Linked DNA regions of Homo sapiens: region 1 is linked to region 2. The links are chromatin loops, found by intact Hi-C in ENCODE. Cell type or tissue: CD14-positive monocyte. All regions are shown on one strand. Links, peaks and the distances in the headings refer to the core of each region. The heading gives the core; the rest is flanking DNA. Region 1 has its middle 8.6 kb from the start of RYBP. Region 2 has its middle 77 kb from the start of RYBP.

Region 1 (2,919 bases), core at 303-2,802, 68 kb before region 2:
AACTTGGAAACAACCCAAATGCCCTTTAACTGGCGAGAAAATAAACAAATTGTGGCACATCCATACCATGGAATACTACTCATCAATTAAAAGGAACACACTACTGATCTATGCAATGTGGATGAATCTCAAATACATTATCCTAAGTGAAAGAACACAGTCTCAAAAGGTCACATACTGTGTGGTTCCATTTACGTAACTTTCTGGAAAAGGCAAAATTAGAGGGATACAGAACAGATCAGTGGTTGCCAAGGATTAGGGGTGGAGGGAGCATTTGACTACAAAGGAGTGGCAGCAAAAAAGAATGCAGGGGGAGGGTGGAAGTTATCTACATCTTGACTATGGAGGTACTTAGAAGATAGAATGCATTTGTCAAAACTCAGACCTGTACATCAAAACGAGTAAATTTTGCTACTCAGGAGGCTGAGGCAGGAAGATTGCTTGAACCTAGAAATTTGAGGCTGCAGTGAGCTATGGTCATGCCACTGCTCTCCAACCTGAGAGACAGAACAAGAACCTGTCTCTGAAAAAAGGTAAGTAAATTTTACTGTATATAAGTTACATCTCAATAACTCTGGATTGAAAAGTTCCCTAAGCATCTACACTCCATATTCCTTCCCCTCTTAAAGTAATAACCATAAGACCTAGCATCGTGTAGCTTTGCTGTCTGCCTGGCACTGTGAATAATCCTGTCCTTTCCAGAGTATTCTTCTTTTCAGTAATTTATCCAGTTACTCAAGCCATAATCCTTGGAGTTATCCTTGACTTCTCTCTTTTTCTTATACCCTACATCAGTCCAGCCTTTGCACTTGACCTTCAGTATATATCCTGAATCTGACCACTTCCCATTATCTCTATTGCTGTCGCTCCAGTCCAACAAAGAATTACTTCTCAGCCTCCTAACTGAAAAGAGGAGGACTTCTAGTCTTCTCTTCTTGCACTCTGTACTGTCAGGATATGCTTGGTTATGCTATGGTAACCCTCCCAAATCTTCGTGATTTATCCCAACAAAGTGATTAAAGGGATTTCTTGCTAAAGCCACTTGTCTGCAGGTCAACACCTCCACCCTGTCTCTCCTCACTCTTTGGACCTAGGCTGTGGTGGCCTGAATGTGTCCCCCACAATTCATGCGTTGGAAATTTAATTCCCAATGCAACAGTGTTGGGAAGTAGTGCCTTTGCAGAGGTGTTTAGGTCATGAGGGCTCTATTCTCATGAATGGATTAATGCTGCTATAAAAGGGCATGGCAGAGGGAGTTCATCCTCTTTGCCCTACTGCATTCTGCCATGTGAGGACACAGCGTTCCTCCCCTCTGGAGGATACAGTGTTCAAGGTGCCACCTTGGAAGCAGAGAGCAGCCCTCAATAAATGCTAGCACCTTGATCTTGGACTTCCCTGCCTCCAGAACTGTGAGACAATAAATTTCTGTTCTTTATAAATTACCCAGCAGTCTTGGGTGTTTTGTGATAGCAGCACAAACAAAGACCCAGGCTTTCTGAGCTGCATCCAGCTTGAACATCATTGGTGGCTGTAAAGGAGCTCTAGAGGCACGCATTCTGGCAACCAGCTGCCTGGCCTGGAAGTGACACAGTGACCTGTGCTCACAACTCATTGGTCAGAGTCTCATGGCCACGCTGCACAACAGGAAGCATAAACAGGAAGCCAGCATGTGCCCAGGAGGTAGAGAGCAAGAAATATTTGGCCATCGGCCTTGTGATTACCATGATTCTTTAAAGTCTTCTCTCAAAACCACGTCAAGAGATCCTTTTAAGATGCTGGTGACTCACCTGCACAAAATCCTCAAATGACTTTCATGACATTTAGATGAAAATCCAGAATCTTGACTCTGGCCTTCAAGACCTGCTAACTTCATCCACCCCTGGCTTCTTCACCCCCAGCTCAGCTCTAGGAACTTGGGCCCCTTGCTGTTTCCTGCCATGTCCGGCCCCTCCTCAGGGCCTTTCTGCCTGTTCTCCTCTGGATATTCCCACAGCTACATTGCTCTCATAGTCCAGGTGGATGCTAAATGCCCCTTCTTCAGGGAGGACTTCCCTGACTAGGACATCTTACATAGCATAATCCCCAGTCACTGCCACCCTCACCCTGCTTTATCTTTCTTTACACCCTTAGCATGACCTAGCACTGTATGATGGTGTGTGTGTGTGTGTGTGTGTGTGTGTGTGTGTGTATGTATGTTTTGGCCTGGTTCATCCAGTAGAATGTAATATTTGTTGGGACAGGGACTTTCCTTTGTTCAATCCTAGTTTGTGGGCCTGTCTCCCTGTGAGTTTTTGCCATAGCAGTCCAGCCACACATGCCAGAGCCCAGGAAATGGATGATGAACTTTAGTACATTCCAGTTTGAGCCTTGTGAATATTCAGGTGAGTGGTTCCCTATGATGGTATGATTTCCTTCAGTTTTTCCATAATTTTTTTTTTTTTGAGATGGAGTTTTGCTCTTTGTTGCCCAGGCTAGAGTGCAATGGCGTGATCTCGGCTCACTGCAACCTCTGCCTCCCAGGTTCAAGCAATTCTCCTGCCTCAGCCTCCCGAGTAGCTAGGATTACAGGTGTGCACCACCACGCCTGGCTAATTTTGTATTTTCGTAGAGACGGGTTTTCTCCATGTTTGTCAGGCTAGTCTCCAACTCCTGACCTCAGGTGATCCGCCCTCTTCAGCCTCCCAAAGTGCTGGGATTACAGGCATGAGCCACTGTGCCCGGCCGTGTTTTTTGTTGTTATTGTGATTATTGTTGTTTGTTTTTTGAGAGAGGGTCTCACTCTGTTCCCAGGGCTGGAGTGCAGGGGTATAATGTCATCTCACTGCAGCCTTGACTTCCTGGGCACAAGTGATCCTCCCACCTCAGCCTCCCAAGTAGCTGGGACTACAGGCATATACCACCATGCCCAGCTACTTTTTG
Region 2 (2,919 bases), core at 166-2,665:
GGTGAAACCCCGCCTCTGCTAAAAATACGAAAATTAGCCTAGCATGGTGGTGCACATCTGTAATCCCAGCTACTAGGGAGCCACAAGAATCACTTGAACCCCAGAGGCGGAGGTTGCAGTGAGCCCAGATCGCACCACTATACTCCAGCCTGGGCAACAGAAAAAAAAAAAAGAGATGTTTTCATCCTTCATATTATTTCTCAAGATGGCATCTGTGAACAACCCAAATATCCATCAATAGTAGAGCAGATAAATAAACTGTGGCATAATCACACAACGGAATACTCCCCAGCATCACAGGGAAATGGAACTGCTACCCACAATGGCATGGATGAATCTCAGAGGTATAATGTTGAGTGAACAAAATCAGACAACAAAGACTACACACTGTAGGATTCCTCTTCTATAAAGTTCAAAAACTCACCTATCATGATCGAGTTACAAAATGGTTATCTTTGGCAGAGGGTATTGACTGGAAGAAGGCACAAAAGAGCCTTCTAGGGTGCTGGCCTGGCCTATATCCTGATTTGGGTGGTAGGTACGTAGGTGTACACATAGGTGCGCACGCATTGAGCTGTATTTTTAGCATTTGTGTACTTCGCTGTGTGTTGCATCTCAGTAAAGCAGTCCCCACCACAAAGACAGCTTCTGGATACAGGCAAGAGCTTAAACAGCTTTGGGTGCTGGAGAAGGAACCGCTCATCTGTGGAAATCCACTGGCCTTCCTGGAGAGGTCTTTCCAAGTAGTCGGCTTGTCCTCTGACGGCACCTGCTGAGGAGTGTCTGGTTCCCCTGCTCACATCTCCTTTGCTTTAACCTCCTGCGATGAGCTCCTGAGCTCAACTCCAGACCTCTGGTTCACCAGTCCTCTTAGCCTTTCAGCCACTACCCTCCTCCAGCTTGGAAACCCTTGGGGTCCTAAGGGCCTGTTGACCTGGACGTCTCTCTCAGCCATTTCTGCTACCCTGGCCTAGCAGCCACTCCCATCTGGGCCTTGTAAAGGAGGGGATGTGCCTCCCCTGTGCCAAAAGGGCTTTCTGCTTACCCCTTTTGTCTGACAGCAACTGCCTGTGATGTTTCCTCTCTATGCGCTGATGTCCTCCCGTTTCCTGGAGCAATCCCGGGAGAAGGGAGGGAGGGAAAGAAACTGTATTGACATGCACAGAAATAAGGCACACTGAGAGGTATTTTAAAATCTATTATGTCCCTTACCCTTGATTTCTTTTAGGTAGAGTCTGGTTTCTTTTCATTATGTGACTTGGGTGATTCAAATCAGCATGGTTAGGATAGAATCACGGTATTTTAGCAATGAAGAGGTTCTTAATCATCATTTCAAATTCCAAGAGGGACGATTTCCAATTGTGTGGTCCTAAGTACATGAACACATTTATTATCCTGCTTCCCACCCAGCCCCCAACACACATAAGCATCACTCATCAATCATTATGATCACCAAGAAGATGCCTCCCGACACATCCACAGTTCTAAATGTCCCAAGGCAGGGTTTAGCCTCATTTGTTTATTTTGCAGATAACGAAATTGAAGCCCAAAGCAGAAAAATGACTTATCCAAGCCCCTGACAAAACAGGGCCTGATTTCCAGTTCCGTGAGATTTGTAGGTCACCCTGTTAACTTTTGGTGTAAGTTTGAGGAACTAAAACGAGGCACTGCAAGGGAACTTCTGTTTCTTACTGAATTTCTGCTTTCCTTTCTGGCAGTAGAAGCTGTCCCATGTCACTTCCTCTTTCCCTCCCTGAGAGTTAGCAGATAGCGTGGTGCCAGAGCCATTGCTTCCCTCTCAAGCAGAGGGGCAGTGGAGGCATGTCTGAGAACTTGCTGGCAGACACACCCAGTGTGGACCTGCCCTATTTATCCACACTCTCCACCCTGACCACATTAGACAGATATGCAAACACTCAGCATCCGGCAAACCCCCCACCACCCTCCCGGCCAAGTCTCATCACAGATCCATAAAAGACAGTGAAAATACACCGAGGTCTGATTTATTCTACTTTAGATGCAAAGACTGCTCCATCCCATCACCCCATGTCATTCAGATACAGGCGGCTTGATGCTGGCAGCATGTGGAGCAAAGTAAGTGAGGAGGAGGTTCAGCACAGTGGCTGGGAACACAGGAGTTAGAGCCATTCGTTCATGCATTCATGTAAGCACTCATTCATTCATGCATGCAAGCATTCAAGCACTGGTTCATTCATTCTCCATTCCAGTGTTTATTGAGCTCTTACAATCGTTGGGTTCATTCTGGGCATCAGGTAACATGCTGGTAAACACAATAGATGTGTTCCCAACCTTGTGAACTTACAGTCTCTAGATTGAGCTCAAAACCTGGCCCTGCCACTGAACACCTATGTGGCCTTGGGTGAATTGCTGAATCTCTCTGAACCTCTACCTCTTCATCAATAAAACAGGAAAATAGAAATAGAGTTGTGAAGAGTAAGTATAAAAAAGGATGGGAAGGAACTAGCCCAGTTCCTGGTATATAATAGGTGGTAAGTAGGTCACAGTTACTATTATTGCTAAAAATTTAACATTCGATAGGAACAATCCCTAAATCCGTATACCTAAAACCTGGACATGAAATTTTGGCTAAGAGCTCTATATTTTACCTAAATTATGTATAATAAACCAGCTTTTTTCAAAGATGTGTAGTTGTATATCATAAATCAAATACACATATATATAAGGTGTATATCATAAACAAAAAACCCTATGTGTGTATAGTATGTGTGTGTGTATGTGTGTGTATCTTAACTGGCATGGTATCATAATTTCTATATTCTTTTTTTTTTTTTTTTTTTTTTTGAGGTGGAGTCTTGCTCTGTCGTCCAGGCTGGAGTGCAGTGGCGTGATCCCAGCCTGGCTCACTGCAACCTCCACCTCTCAGGTTCAAGCAATTCT

The links. Peaks named below come from ENCODE experiments on the same cell type or tissue, not always from the same donor. Only the 100,000 strongest peaks of a DNase experiment are listed, where the experiment ranks them.
Region 1: a loop joins it to region 2, with 2.4 times the contacts of the local background. A loop is called at or near these places in 6 of 110 quality-filtered maps.

The regions. Positions count from the first base shown.
Region 1 is chr3:72,453,813-72,456,731 of GRCh38, forward strand. No RefSeq gene overlaps it. Among named protein-coding and RNA genes, the nearest start is that of RYBP, 8.6 kb to the left of the region's middle. In CD14-positive monocyte, for the core only: no CTCF peak of the experiment used is centred there; a DNase peak (open chromatin) is centred at 1,629; H3K27ac peaks cover 550 bases.
Region 2 is chr3:72,521,836-72,524,754 of GRCh38, forward strand. No RefSeq gene overlaps it. Among named protein-coding and RNA genes, the nearest start is that of RYBP, 77 kb to the left of the region's middle. In CD14-positive monocyte, for the core only: no CTCF peak of the experiment used is centred there; a DNase peak (open chromatin) is centred at 1,696; H3K4me3 peaks cover 1,567 bases; H3K27ac peaks cover 2,500 bases.